Regions from separate parts of the Homo sapiens genome. Here region 1 is linked to region 2. Evidence: chromatin contacts called from ENCODE Hi-C or POLR2A ChIA-PET data. All regions are on one chromosome and are shown on one strand. The core of a region is the stretch at or near the end of the contact, and the rest is flanking DNA. Distances in the headings are between cores, read along the strand shown. Region 1 has its middle 160 kb from the start of FNDC3A. Region 2 has its middle 130 kb from the start of CYSLTR2.

Region 1 (7,097 bases), core at 2,294-4,793, 35 kb before region 2:
CCAGGCTCAGCTGATCCTCCCACCTCAGCCTCCTGAGTAGCTGGGACTACAGGCATGCCCCACCATACCTGGCTAATTTTTATATTTTTGTAGAGATGGGGTTTGCTCAGGCTGGTCTTGAGCTCCTGGGCTCCAGTGATCCACCTGCTTCAGCCTCCAAAAGTCCTGGGATTACAGGTGTAAGGCACCATGACCAGCCTACATAGCTTCTTTATGTGCATTACTCTGTAGTTGTTATAAAATTGTGTTTTAATACAATTTATTCAATATCATTAAATTATTAAGTAAACAGTTATTTAAAATAACTACCTGTGGCTTCTACTGCAGCTTTGTTTTTCCTCACCGGCTCAGCCTCTTCCCACTCAGTTTCCCCATTCAGTTTCTACATACTTCTCTCTACTGTTGACACAACTGCCATGATTATTTATCAGCATGAAAAAATTTCACCTTTAAAAGATTTTTCTTTTGATGATGCATGTACCCAGGACCAAATCTTGTCCTCTTCCCATGTCCCCTATTCTTGAGAATAACACTGTTATGAGTTTTTAATGAGTTTGGGGACTTCATCTAGTTGTGTGAATCATAAGCCTAGAATCTCATTTCTATATCAGCTACCAAGCTCTGTTTACATTTATACTCCTAAATGTCCCTTGACTCTGTGCACTTTGTCGCTTTCATTTCCACACTGGTTTAAGCCACAATCACCTCCTAATTGGTTTCATCATCCACATTGTGAGCCCCCTCTAATCTGTCCTACACACTGGAGCCAGAGTGGTGCTTTCAATACAAAAATCTTTTTATATTACGAACCCTTTTTCTAAATCCTTGTGCTTCTGCAATCAGCCAGCCTGCCTGCCAGCAACAGCCAGGCCTGCTGATGGAAAGCCCCTAAAAGGACGTAACAGAGAAATCCTAGGTTCTGCAACAGAGACTCAGAGAATCCTCAACATAATCCAGCAACAATTTCACCATTCAGATATTGGACTTCAGGCCTGGGCCATGAGGGCTGCTGAGTGGCAGAACTGCTGACCTCATGTGGGGTGGGAGAAGAAATCCTGGATACCCCACGGTACAGTGACTTTCACATTTAAAGACTTGGTCACTCTGACAAGTGCTGGCCATGGCTGACACCCCAAGACACAGGAGAAACAGAAGGGACACCTGGAAGGCCTTGCACCCCCAATGGTGTCTTTCATCCATGCTATTCCCATGTCTACTCTAAGGCTCCAAAAAGCTTGTGAGGGAAAATGACTGGTGCCCACAGTTTTCACGCTTCCCATTCTCAAACCCAGTCCTGACCTTCTTGTTTCAATCTAAGAGATCTTTCAATCCATAGTTCTTAGGAGAAGACAAACTCCTTGGCAAGATGTGTAGCTAGGTTTTCAGGCTCCTGTCCAGCCCACTTCCCCTCACTCACTCTGTGCAGGCACAAAGACCTTCCAGTTCTTTGTGCTTGCCATCAAAGCTTCCTCCTACCCCAAGGCTATTTTCTTAGCCTTGGGTGCTCTTCTCTGTTCAGCTAAATATCCTCCCTTCATTTTTCTGATCTCAGTTCAAGTACCATTTCTTCAGGGAGACTCTCCTGACCTGCTTAACTAATCAGCTCCCATTCGTAGTCTTGTGTGGCCTTTTGCATCTCCTCCTAACATTGGTCATCACTGCAGTTTGTCTTATCTGTGTAGTTCTTATTAATATTTGTTGTTCCAGGAGAGCAGGGGAATGATTTGTGTATTATTATTTCCCCTGTGTCTAGCCCAGTGCTTGGCATGGTGGCACTCAATAAATTTAGTGAGTGAATTAATGAATGCCCTTGTATTTGTTATAAAGAGGAATCATTGCACAATTGGCATTTCTTCTGTTTTTGGATAGAGTTTGGCAGTCTGTCAACAAGTATTTATTGAGCTTGAATGGGGCAGAATATACTTTGTTTTTGTATTTTTTAACAGTCCCATGGTATGTGATATGTGAATGCTGTGTTGTGATTCTAAGGACGACAAATAAGGCATAACAAATAGAATCTGATCTCTTTTATCTCCTAATGAGATATGCTACAGTAAGATAAGTAGCCAGAGACCAACAAGCCAGGAATAAAACTACTTCCAAAAAATAACATAGGACAAGTTATGTGATGTGGCTCCAAATGATGGAAAGAAAGTTATCAACAGCTTCCTCTTCCATCAGCAACTTTGCGCATTTTTGTTAAGGATTTATTTGGTATAGACAAGTGCAAAATGACATGGTGACTCACCACAGGTAATACAGAGTAAGCATTACATAATACATCCCAGATCGTTGCAGGAGCTGGTGTAAGTTTTTGTCTCCAGGAGACAGAAAGGCTATACCTATTCTGCAGCAGGGCTCTGGAGAGGGAGGGTCAGCGTTTGTAGGCGTGTGGCACAAAAGAAGTGAGAGTCCTATTCCTATTCTGCAGGTTGATGCTGGCTCAGAGAAATGCCACTCTTTTTACCACTCTTCTGTGTGGACTCCATTACCATGACCAAATGATTGTGTAAAAGGAAAAGTGATTTGAGGGGAATTGAAGGCAGCAGACTTGTTTACCAAATGTTAACTTTGGTCCTAATACCAAGTCACTGATAGGTGCCATGTGCCACGATGTGGCTTTGTTTGCCACAGCAGGCACTGTGAAGAGTAACCTCAGTGAAGACTCCTGGCAAGGAGGTTTGCCTGGCACGGAAGAGCCAGGAATGAAGGCTGGACTTTGAAGCCTTTCCTGAACAGCAATGGGGCAACAGTGAAGTGAATGAATTGTCACCTTATAAATATCTGATGACTATTAAATGGCATGTTTGTCTCACTAGAGAAATACCATGCATCTTAAGAGCATTTTTGCAGAGAACATGCTGTTTTGTTGACCTATAAATCAGAAGCTTAAGAAAAAAACAAAACCTTTATTTGTCCCAGATGTGTACTAGAAACCCAATGTCCTAATCTGAGGAACCAACTCGGTGCCTGGGAAGGTAATGTCTCATTTAGACTTCTTCTGCAGGGGATGGTGATAGACTGTCTTCACACTTCACATCCGTGAAATATTTTGCAGGTTATGAAATTGATTTGAAAAATAGTTTTAAAAATCCCAAACCATTGGTGATTTAGCCCCAAATTAATATCTTTTCAAAAGATGTGGATTAAAGGTGAATAAAGGTAAGCTGGGGGGTTATGAGATATAATAAAAATGTGGGGTTACGAGAATGGTGATATCAAAAGGATTAGTCATGGATTTTGAAACACAAGATAATGGGTAGGAAATGGTGGTCATCTGTTGTGTTTGGCAGCCCTACATCAATCTCCTTTCCATAGCATCCTGATTTCATTTAAGGGGATTAGCTTTCTCCCACATGTGTCTTCTTAATGGCAGAGAGAGTACATCCCTGCCTCTAAGGAAATGGAAAAGAATCCATGCTCTTTTGCCGTGGGGGATGGGCACATGATCTGGGCTCAACCAATTGGATTCACCATCTCAGGAACTTGAGTCTTGAGCAAGTGCTGAAAGGATGGAAGAAACAGGCCATTTGTATCAGGGATGGGGCAGTGTTTGACCAGTCCATTCTGCTGTGTGGCTGTAGCTGTGTTCTTACTGCCTGGTCCTCCAGTGCCATTAGTTCCAGCTGGTTTTAGTTGCTTAATGCCTGTTACTCCAGCCTCCTGTTGATTTTCTGAGCCCTTATGTTTCTCCAACAAATTCCTTTGGCTTAAGACAGCTAGAGTTGGTGACTAATATACAGATGATAAATTCCCATAAAGGAGGCTGTTAAAGTGGTAAGAAAATAAAAACTTTGTCCTTCAATGACTCAGAAATAATCCCTTTGGATTTGTTCATGCCTCAGCCCTGCATTCTGACCTCAGATCTCTGCCCAATAAGCAATCTCTGGCTGCCTGAGATAATGATCCTATAGTGGCCACCATTAAGGTGGTAACTTCAACTCACCTAAGATATGAAATATAAGATAGGAAGAACTGAAGATAGAGATGATAAAATATAACCAACACATAGTATTGATACTTGTGTGTCAAGTGTAATGATATTTAATAAATGCTTGCTAGTAAAAGCTCGTGTCATGTCACAGAGAATTTGTTACATTGGAGAAACTGACATGTAAGTCTTATGCATTTGATTTAAAATGTGTATTTGAATTTAGGCTTCTCATATAAGCAAAAACAGCATAAGAAAAATGGACTTGGCCTATAACCAGTATTAGACTGTTTAAAAGAGCTTAACATTTTAATTCATTCATTTTACAAAACCTTCTAAGTATTTGAAGAAGCTATTGCTTCTTCTGGTTGTAAGCCAGAAGCCATTTAGGCATTTGAAGGGCTGAAAAAATGAAATGCATTATTTTTATTAATGAGGCTTAAAGTGTTAAAAGGTATTTGATTAACTAATTTTGAAAGGGGAGTTCCTTGTTACAGATGCTTAGAATGTTTGATGTGAATGGATCAGATATAATAGCCCAATAACATTTTTAAGTTAAACCTCAAGTCCTTAAAGTAAACAAGGTTTTAAATTTGTATTTAATCAACTAATTTGATTTCTATCTGATAACGATAGTGTTTTCTGTGTACAAGTCCCCTCTGATATCAGAATACTCATGTTGACAGCTCACAAACCTACATGTGAAAGCTCTGGACTGGATTAGGCTAGAGTTCTCCCCAAGAGACATCAGTTTAGGATCACATAGATGGAGGCTTGGAGAAGGCTGCCCAAAACACAACTTTTCATGTAGGAGACACCTGGCATGCTGAAAGTTGTGCATCTACTCCTAAGCTGGCCTTTATCCTGACGATTGTCACCTCTGCATAAAGTTCCATACCTCTCTCTTCCAAATCAATTTGTTTGGTTGGTTTTCTGGCTACTCCCAAAATTAGGCTCTGAAATTCTCCACTTTCCCAATGACATAGCCTGTCATTCCTTTCACCACACATGCGCTCCACTTTGCAGGTTTGGAATCATTGTTTGCTGCTCAGGTTTGCTATGAAATAGAGATGGTTTCACTTTCACATCTGGTATCTTCAATTTTGCAGCTTGCTCCTGGCTCTCTTCTTAGCATCTATTATAGTGTTGTCTCTTTTTCTCATCTCCTCTCCAAACCTTGACATTTTGCTAAATTTTGGAATCAATTTCTTCAGAAGTACGTTGTGAGATTGCGTGTTGATGGCATTAGATAAAAGAGCACTGCATTTTGTGTTGCATAGCAAAAAAAGGATGGCATTTGTGTATTTTGGAGTATTGTGAGATGAATGAGCTTCCATATAATTGCAGAACTGAAGTGACAGGGACTCTTCTAATTTTTAAGGCAGGAGGGAAAACAAATTTGGACTAAAATAGGCAGACTGGAGCTGAAAGGCATCCTATTACCTGTGCATTAAGGCAGCCAACTAATCAATCTCAGACAGTCCCGCCAGCTCACATCTTCCAGGTCATCTCTGTCTTATCACTCCATTGTGTAACTCAGGACAATTTATAGCCTGCCTGTGGTTGCTTTGTGTTTATGTTTTTCGGAGTGTGTGCTGAAAAGCTCTAATTCAGCTCTTTTTGTTGAGTTCCTCATGTGTGCATTTGTTTTTTGTTTTTTGCTTTGATTATTTTGCTATAGGGAATTTACTCTGATCTTGTAACATAGGCAGATTATAGTTGCAATTTCATTTGAAATTGATACAAATATGCAAACGTAGAGTGAATGAGGAAGTATTAGATGTATTTGCTTCATCCTGCTTCTCCACCTAGGGAAAATCAATCCATGTTATTTCCACACACTCAAGATACTCTTACATATATTACAGTACCTCTCAAAATGAACTGCCTTTTCACTGAGAGCTTTTGTTTACATAGGGGACATGAATAGTTCAAAAGCCATACTAATAAAATTATACTGCAAGGACTTAGGATAATGTATTCTTTGGGAAAATCATATAATTTTGGTATAAAATTTAAGAATTATAACCAGTGAATTATTTACAATCTTGACAGTGGTAATCTGTATTAAAAAAAAATTGGCCAAGCACAGTGGCTCACACCTGTAATCCCAGCACTTTGGGAGGCCGAGGCAGGTGAATCACCTGAGGTCGGGAATTCAAGACCAGCCTGGCCAACATGGTGAAACCTCATCTCTACTTATATTATTTTTCCCCTTTATTTATGATACCCCACCATTATGTTTAGTATGTATATGATATATAAAAATATGTATATATGTTTTTAGTTTTATAATTGACATTATGCTATAGATCTCACTGTCTGTAGTGCGATCAGAATTTTACTTTTTTGTTGTTGTTGTTGAGATGGAGTTTTGCTCTTGTTGCCCAGGCTGGAGTTCAACGGCATGATCTTGGCTCACTGCAACCTCCACCTCCCGTGTTCATGCAATTCTCCTGCCTCAGCGTCCATGTAGCTGGGGTTACAGGCATGTGCCACCACACCTGGCTAATTTTGTATTTTTAGTAGAGGTAGGATTTCTCCATGTTGGCCAAGCTGGTCTCGAACCTCTGACCTCATGTGATCTGCCTGCCTCGGCCTCCCAAACTGCTGGGATTACAGGTGTGAGCCACTGAGCCTGGCCCAGAATTTTACTTTTTTTACTTAACACTAGTTTCAGGAGCTCTATTCATGTTGCTTTATGTACCTCCAGTTTATTGTTTCTGGCTGCTGTATAGTATTCCATATGAGCTTCAGCTGTATTTTATTTATCCATCCCTTGGTTGCTGATGAGCAGCTATTTTGCCTCCCAGTATCCCTTCCCTACCATGAAATAAAATGCTGTGATGAACTTCTTTGTACCTGTCATCTTTGGATCTATGGATACTTTCCTCTGGGTTTAGACTCAAGAGTGAAACTAGATGTACTAAATTTCACTAAGTTTTGCCAATTTTTTTCTCCAGAATGGTTGCACTGGTTTTATGCTTTCACAAGCAGTGCATGAGAAAAGCCATTTTCCTACACACTTGCTAATATTGGCTATTATCTAATTTTAAAAATATTTGCCAACTTATGCATAGTATAAAGGAGTATTTTATTCTTTTTTCAATTTGCATTCCTACAATTGCTAATGCAGCTAAACATATATTTGTTAGCCATTCTGATT
Region 2 (7,442 bases), core at 4,190-6,689:
TTGACAATTTTCCCCTTGGCAGCAATATTGTACCCAGTTGAGAACTGCTGGATCAGATAATCCTCCTGGACTTTTAAGATGACAACTTCCTACTCTGTTGAACTAATCTGTGCTGACATCCTATTCAAGGAAACTAGAGGACATCCCCAAGGCCGAATGTAGTAGACATCATTGCAGGGAAGACATAGGGTCGAGCTTGAGGCAACCTGGCAGGCCGAAGAAATAAAATCAATACTTGATAGGTAAGACTGCTTGTCTGTAGAAGTCATCTACAAGAATCGATTGCATTCCAAAGCCCAAAACAGGAAGAGAAGGGCTTCTTTCTAGCCCAGAATTTCTCAACTTTGGCATCACTGACATTTGGGGCTGGATAATTCTGTATTGTAAGGTGCTCTCCTATTCATTGCAGGATATGAAGCAGTATCCCTGGCCTCAATTCACTAGATGCCAGTAGCACTTACCCCTGCCACTTATGACAACCAAAAACATTGCCAAATATCCTCAGGGCAGCATAGTTGCTCCCAGGTAAGAAGCAATCCAGTCTAATTGATGCTTCATTAAAGACAGATGAATAGCATAAAACCTGGAAATGGAAAGTCCAAAGAGCAGCATTGGGTAGTTTTCATCCAGCATCGGGCAGAATGAACTTGCAAAGTTCATCCATCTCTACTCTCAGATTACTACAGTGAGGATCAGGGCAGGAGACCCCTGAGGCATAAAGTAATGAAAGGATGTGTCTAAATCCACCCAGGCTGCATGCACCAGTGCTTGGGCTCAAACCTCAGTCTGTATCCCTCCACATCCAGTGCTCTTTCCACTAGATGAAGCCGTTGCACTGCACAACTGAAATGGCGCCCCTGGAGTTGTGCAGTGACCAGCTGCTGTGCCTAAACAAGAAAGCCCTGCCACCAGGCTGCATGATGCAACAAGAATGGAGTAACTAGAGTGTGCTTTGAGAAAGACCTCCCAGGGCATCAGGAGATGCCCTGATCCTCACTATAGTAATCTGAGAGTAGAGATGGATGCTTCAGACATCACAGACCACTGTCATTGGCTATTGTTATCCTCTTGCCTTTTTTCTTTTTTTTTTTTATTTGAGACAGAGTCTCGCTCTGTCGCCCAGGCTGGAGTGCAGTGGCGCGATGTCTGCTCACTGCAAGCTCCCCTCCCGGGTTCACGCCATTCTCCTGCCTCAGCCTCCTGAGTAGCTGGGACTGCAGGCGCCCGCCACCACGCCCGGCTAATTTTTTTGTATTTTTTTTTTTTTTTAGCAGAGTCGGGGTTTCACCGTGTTAGCCAGATGGTCTCCATCTCCTGACCTCGTGATCCGCCCGCCTCGGCCTTCCAAAGTGCTGGGATTACAGGCGTGAGCCACCGCGCCCGGCCTCCTCTTGCTCTTTTGTTATTGGCTATTGTTATCCTTGCTGCTTACTGTAGTGGACATTTACATTTATTTTGGCTGTCTAGGATCTGAAACCCCTTTCTAGGGGTGAGTTGGAGAAATTCATCTATTTGATGAAGGTATCTTTCCCTGAAGAGCTGAAAATACCAGACACCCACTTTTCCAGCCTCCCTTACAGCTAGGGACCAGGTATATGACCTAGGCTCAGCAGACCAGATGCATCTATGACTCATGAGCATCACAGGGAACTCTCTTTGGGGACAGAGCAGCAGTAGTATTTTCAGAAAAATCAAGTTTTTCAGGCAGCAGTGGCATGACGAGTGACAGCATGTCATAGAGAGGGACAGCAGTGTGGAGGGTACAAGTGCCAGCATCTAGTGCTCAGCAGTGTTGCCCATGTGAACTCACAGGGCCCCCTCTGAAGTGTGATTTGGGGTATTGTTCTTGCCTGAGTAGTCCTGAACGTTGTTTTCCAGCCCTCATGATAAGTTGGAGAGTTGCCAAATAACTTTTTTTCTTTTTTCATTTTTTTTTAGTAGTAGAGGCGGGGTTTCACCGTGTTAGTCAGGATGGTCTCAATCTCCTGACCTCGTGATCCGCCCTCCTCGGCCTCCCAAAGTGTTGGGATTACAGGCGTGAGCCACCATGCCCGGCCGCCAAATAACTTTTTAATAAACTATTTCTTTGCTCCAATTAGCTAGAGTTGGATTATGTTGCTTGCAATCAAGAACTCTGAATGGTATGAAAATCAGCGCTAGGAATGGGAGGCTTGTTTCCCATGGTCTGGACACTTACAAAGAGAAACTAACAAGTTCCAATTCCTGATCTTCAGTCCATGCTTTAAGCCAGTAATTTAGAACCGAAAAAAATAAAAAAAATAAAAACAAAAAGAATAAACCAACAAACCAAATCAATGAACAAACAAAAGCCCTCAAAATTTGACACCAAAGGGTTTTTGAATTATAACATGAGTTGAAGTCACAGTTTTGCCAGGTTTCTTGTATGAGAATTCAGGCATTGTTTGGGAAAGACTGGAACCCTGAAATCTGGAATGAAGGAATGTTGGAGCACACTGTAAAAAAGTGAATATGTTCCCCCATATTTAGAGTACACTCCACAGCAAAACCCCACTGGCACTCTCTTGTCAGTGGAAGCAGGCTGTCTTTACAGTCTTATGAGGCTATGGTTATTTTGCTTGAAACTTTAAAATGACCTTATCTAAGCTAATTACCTGGAAAGGGTTGACCAATTCTCCTCAAACCCCATCTTCCCTCCTTCTCATTATTTTTACACTTCAAACCAGGGTCAGAACCCAGCGTGACCGGGAATCCAATTACAAAGTCAAACCCAGAAGGAAAAGACTTCATAACTAAACAATTGCAAAAGGTTACCAGTTTATATCAGCAAATATTTTGAATACTTGTGGAAATAGATGTGGAGGTACTAAACCAAAGAGTAAAGAATATAACTTTAGATCAAGCTGCATTGATCCATGCATTTCATTTGGCAGAAACACTGGGTTCAATCTACCGGTTAAACAACAAACACACAGCCACAAAAAGCCAGACAGAGGAAAGGGGAGAGAGAGAGAGAGAGAGAGAGAGAGAGAGAGAGAGAGAGAGAGAGAGAATCTTCCTTTTCTTATAAGGCCACAGTTCTGCAACATTAGGACTCTATTTTTAGGACCTCACTTAACCTTAATAATCTGCTAAAGACTCTATCTCCAAATAAAATCACACTGGGGGTTAGGGCTTTAACATATGAATTTTGGGGGAACACAATTCAATCCATAGTATTTGGTAAAATTAACAACATAAATTCCATCATTATGGACCTGAAAAGATATACAGTCAGCCCTCTATATCTGTGGATTCTGTATCCATGGATTCAACTGGCCACAAATAAAAAATATTTGAGAAAAAATTGCATCTGTACCAAACATGTACAGATGTTTTTTCTTGTCATTATTCTCTAAACAATACAGTATGACAACTATTTACATGGCACTTATATTGTATTAGGTATCATAAGTAATCTAGAGATGATTTAAAGTATATGGGAGGATGTGTATATGTTGTATGCAAATACTATGCCATTTGCCTATATCAGGGACTTGAACATTCATGGATTTTGGTATCTGTGGGAGGTTCTGGAACCAATCCCTCACAGATACCAAGGGATGACTGTACTTTCACATACCTTTTTGACATTTTGGCCAGTATTAAAAATGAACAGGCTTTGGATAATGACAGAAAGTTATTGTAACCTCAATCAGGGAGTGATTCCAATTGCAATTACTCTTGTAGATATGGTCTCTTTACTGAGACATGTATAGACATCTCATGGCATGTGGTGGTATGTAGCTATTGATCTCTACCCCCAAAAGCAGAAAACACCAGAGGTAATCTGCTTTTACTTAGTGGGAAGACAGCATACCTTCACGGTATTGCCTCTGGGTTACATCAATTTTCTGACCTTGTGCCACAAGTTAGTTTGCAGGGAACTTGATTATCTCATCATCTCATAGAAAAGCATGGTGTCCCATGACATAGATGAGATAGACGTCGGGGGAGCAAAAAGTTGCTGTAACCCAATATGTGTTGCTATGTTGGAGGATGCCAGCTGTTAGGAGATAAAACCTATAAAACATTAGGCTTGATACCTCAGAGAAGTTTTTTGAGGCTAAGTAGTCTGAGGCACATTGGGATAACCTTCAAAGTCAAAGACTAGTTGCTACATCTTGTAACTACTACCAATGGGACAAAAGAAACTACTTGGTGAAAATGTTTGAATTTTATAGTAAACATATACCATGTTTGGGTATTCTGCTTCTACCTATTACTAGTTGAAAGATAAGCACTTTGAGTGGAACCTGGAACAAGAGAATTGTCACTGGTCAAGGATGTAATGGCAGAGTAACAGTGCCCAAAGTATTTGTGACAGATTATGATGTCCATTGAGGCCTGTAGAAAGTTGCAGTGGTGTTTTTACAGGGGATTCCCCTAAGGTTTTGAAGCAAGTAAAGGAGCAATTCACCTTTGAAAAATATCTCTTGGCTTGCTAGTAGGCCCTCTTAGAGACTGACGGTGGGACCCCCAAGTAAGCATCCGGACTGAGTTTTTGGGGTAATTATGCATTATCTGCTCATTCTAGCTGTGAAACAAAGAACAGGAAGCTGACCTAACTTGTGCATGTCATCAGCCCCTTTTTCAGCCATCCTAAATTTTGTTCAGTGGGCTCATAAACATAGTGGTTGGGGGTGGGGGTGCACTCCCATATTCCAGTAAGGATAAAGGGAAGCCATTCCTCATCCTATCTCATAGGTGACCTCATGGAAGTCTGCCAGCTAACTTGAGCTGCAGTCTCAGGTTGAGAGATGCTCCCAAATAATATTTGTGAAATAATCTTGGGTGAGTACTAACCCTGTTGGCCAGAACCAAGGGGCGAGTGGGAAGTGTGCTATCATCATGGGTGTAAAAGCTGGATGCCCCACTTCATGGGTGGACCAGGAGGGCATGGCCTGACAGCTGCAGTTTCTGTCTTTATGGGGAAGGCTTATGGCCTGGGGCAATTTTGAGTTCTGAGTGCAGGCTGCCTGGAACCCAGCTAGCTGCTGTAAGCAGAACACTGTGTGTGAAACCTGCCTTGCCAAGTGCATGGGAGCTGAGTGGGGCTTACTGTACCCTGCTACCCCTTGCTCCTTTTGTGGATATTTTTTGTGGAACAGAGGCAGCTGCGCTCCTCCCTGGAACATTACCCTAGCGGCTAGAGAACTGCTACCTGACCCCCTTTGGGGCTGCAGCTTGTGCCTGTACGTGGAGAGCCAGAATGTTGACTTATCTAACCCAGCCTCAAGCCATCTTTGCCCCTCCACCCCTCCCCGCAGCCCCCCAATAATGTAACCCCATGGACAGGCACATTTGGGAGCTCCATGGCCCCACCCCTTGCCTGAGACACCAGAGTACCTTCACTGGCTAACATAAAACAAACACAAATTCCACCACTACCACTGCAGATGGTGCTCTTTCGCAAACACTACTTCCTGGCTGGAGGCCAACGGGTACAGCCCATTACAACATCTGCAGGCACAATAACATAGCACTCAGGAAGGAGAAAACTTTTGCGTAAATTCAGCTATCGTCATTGCCTGCATCACCCTGGCTAACCAGGAGGTCTTGAGTTGGTTCACGTGTCCAGCACATTACTATTGCAGCTGGCATTTGAGAAAGCTAACACACCAAAGCTATTTATAACCAAGGAAATATCAGAGTCTGCGTCACTCACCTATCACTCTCATCAGCTGCTGCTGGTACCCACCGCTGGAAGACTAGAGGACAGGTCACATCACTAGATCCCTTGCAAACATTCTCCAGCACCAGCATGGAGTCTGGCAGCTCCAGTGGGTAACTAGATCCAGAAAAGCAGCAGGATTCACAGTAGTCTGGCCCTGAGGGACTGCCATTCCTAGGGGAAGGGGGAGGGTACCACATTAAGGGAGCACCATGTGGGACAAAATAAACCAAAGTACAGGCCTTGAGTCCCTGAACTTTCCACTCATGGGAAGTTTCTTTCAGCAGAGACACAGGTACAGTGTTGGGATCGGTGAGGAAAGTGTGTAGCTTTAACCCAACAGTCAGGCAGCCCTGGTGCTTGTAAAGGGTATTGGAGAAGAGGACTTCTCCCTCTCACCCACCACTGCAGACAAAGCTCTGACTTCTCCCATGGGAGTTCTGCCTGGGTGCATCTGTAGACAGCCTTTCTGGAACACTGCATCCCCACAGGATGGGTGCCCTCCAGGTTCAGGCTTGCATAAGAGGTAAAGTCACAACCCCTCTCTACGCAGAACATCAGAATTCTTGGAGAGGAAAAGAGGTGACTGTCCAATCAAAATAGCCAGGACGCTGTGTCAGGAGTGTGACTGGGAAGCAGATTGTTTTCCTGCTAGCCTGGAGGGAGAACTGTGGTAGCTTCCTCCCTTCCCTCAGAAAAGACCTTAGTGCATTTCACTGAGAGCTCCCCCAACCACCTCTGTCAAGGCTGGGACCTCTGCCAACCACTGGAGTATTGCATTTACCTATTTACTTTAGCCACAGCTAGTTTTTACCCATGGGCACTTTCTACTGTCCCGAAGCCTGAATTGTTCAACCCAGTTAATAAAAGACAGAGGGAAAAAAATTTTTTAAGTGCACACCACTGGGGTATGAAATAAGCTTCTTGAGATTTCTGCCTTTCCAACCTCACAGGAGATGTGAAACTGCTCACACACCCAGCACATCACTGCTGCGACCAGCATGTGAGAAAGCTGTCACATAAAGATTTTTTTTTTTTTTTGGAAACAGAGTCTCACTCTGTCACCCAGGCTGGAGTGCAGTGGCATAATCTCAGCTCACTGCAACCTCTGCCTTCTGGATTCAAGTGATTCTCCTGCCTCAGCCTTCCAAGTAGCTGGGATTACAGGTATGTGCTACCATGCTCAGCTAACATGGTGTTTCACCATGTTAGCCAGGCTCGTCTTGAACTTCTGACCTCAGGTGACCCACCTGCCTTGGTCTCCCAAAGTGTTGGGATTACAGGTATGAGCCAAGATTCTTTATAACCAAGGAACTCATCCAGAGTCTTCATCACTGAAAGCACTCAGAGCTGAAGCTAGGTGACAATAAACTATAAACATTAAAGTCACATCTTCAAGGGGGCAAAAAAGAAATTAAAGTCTAATAAAAAAATTTAAAAAATTAGAAGAAAGAGTCCACCAAATGAGAAAGAGCCAGAAAAATAATTCTGGAACTATGAAAAAATGAGATTCTATAAAACCTCCAAAAGATCACACTAACTCTCCAGCGGTGGATCCAAAACAAGATGAAATGCTTGAAATACTAGATAAAACATTCAAAAGATTATTAAGTTACTCAAGCAGATACAAGAGAAAGGTGAAAACTAATATAAAGAAATTTAAAAAAGATTCAGGATATAAATGAAAATTTTTCTAAAAAGATAGATATTTTAAAGAAAAACCAATCAGAACATCTGGAAATGAAATATA

What was found. Hi-C counts contacts between places; a loop is a spot of excess contacts on that map. ChIA-PET counts read pairs that join two places held with the same protein, here RNA polymerase II (POLR2A). Pooled maps may share reads with other maps.
Region 1: POLR2A ChIA-PET joins it to region 2 with 21 read pairs in AG04450. The contact joins two enhancer-like sites. A Hi-C loop is called at or near these places in 3 of 168 maps with a recorded cell type or tissue (CD14-positive monocyte, astrocyte of the cerebellum and endothelial cell of umbilical vein) and 1 of 50 pooled maps. POLR2A ChIA-PET finds 5 or more read pairs at or near these places in 6 of 52 experiments (AG04450, GM12878, MCF 10A and 3 more).

What each region holds. Positions count from the first base shown.
Region 1 is chr13:48,815,262-48,822,358 of GRCh38, reverse strand. No RefSeq gene overlaps it. Among named protein-coding and RNA genes, the nearest start is that of FNDC3A, 160 kb to the left of the region's middle. Within about 2 kb of position 3,543, at least 3 of the 41 ENCODE cell types and tissues checked have a DNase peak (open chromatin) inside an H3K27ac peak, as active enhancers do.
Region 2 is chr13:48,781,533-48,788,974 of GRCh38, reverse strand. No RefSeq gene overlaps it. Among named protein-coding and RNA genes, the nearest start is that of CYSLTR2, 130 kb to the right of the region's middle. Within about 2 kb of position 5,439, at least 6 of the 41 ENCODE cell types and tissues checked have a DNase peak (open chromatin) inside an H3K27ac peak, as active enhancers do.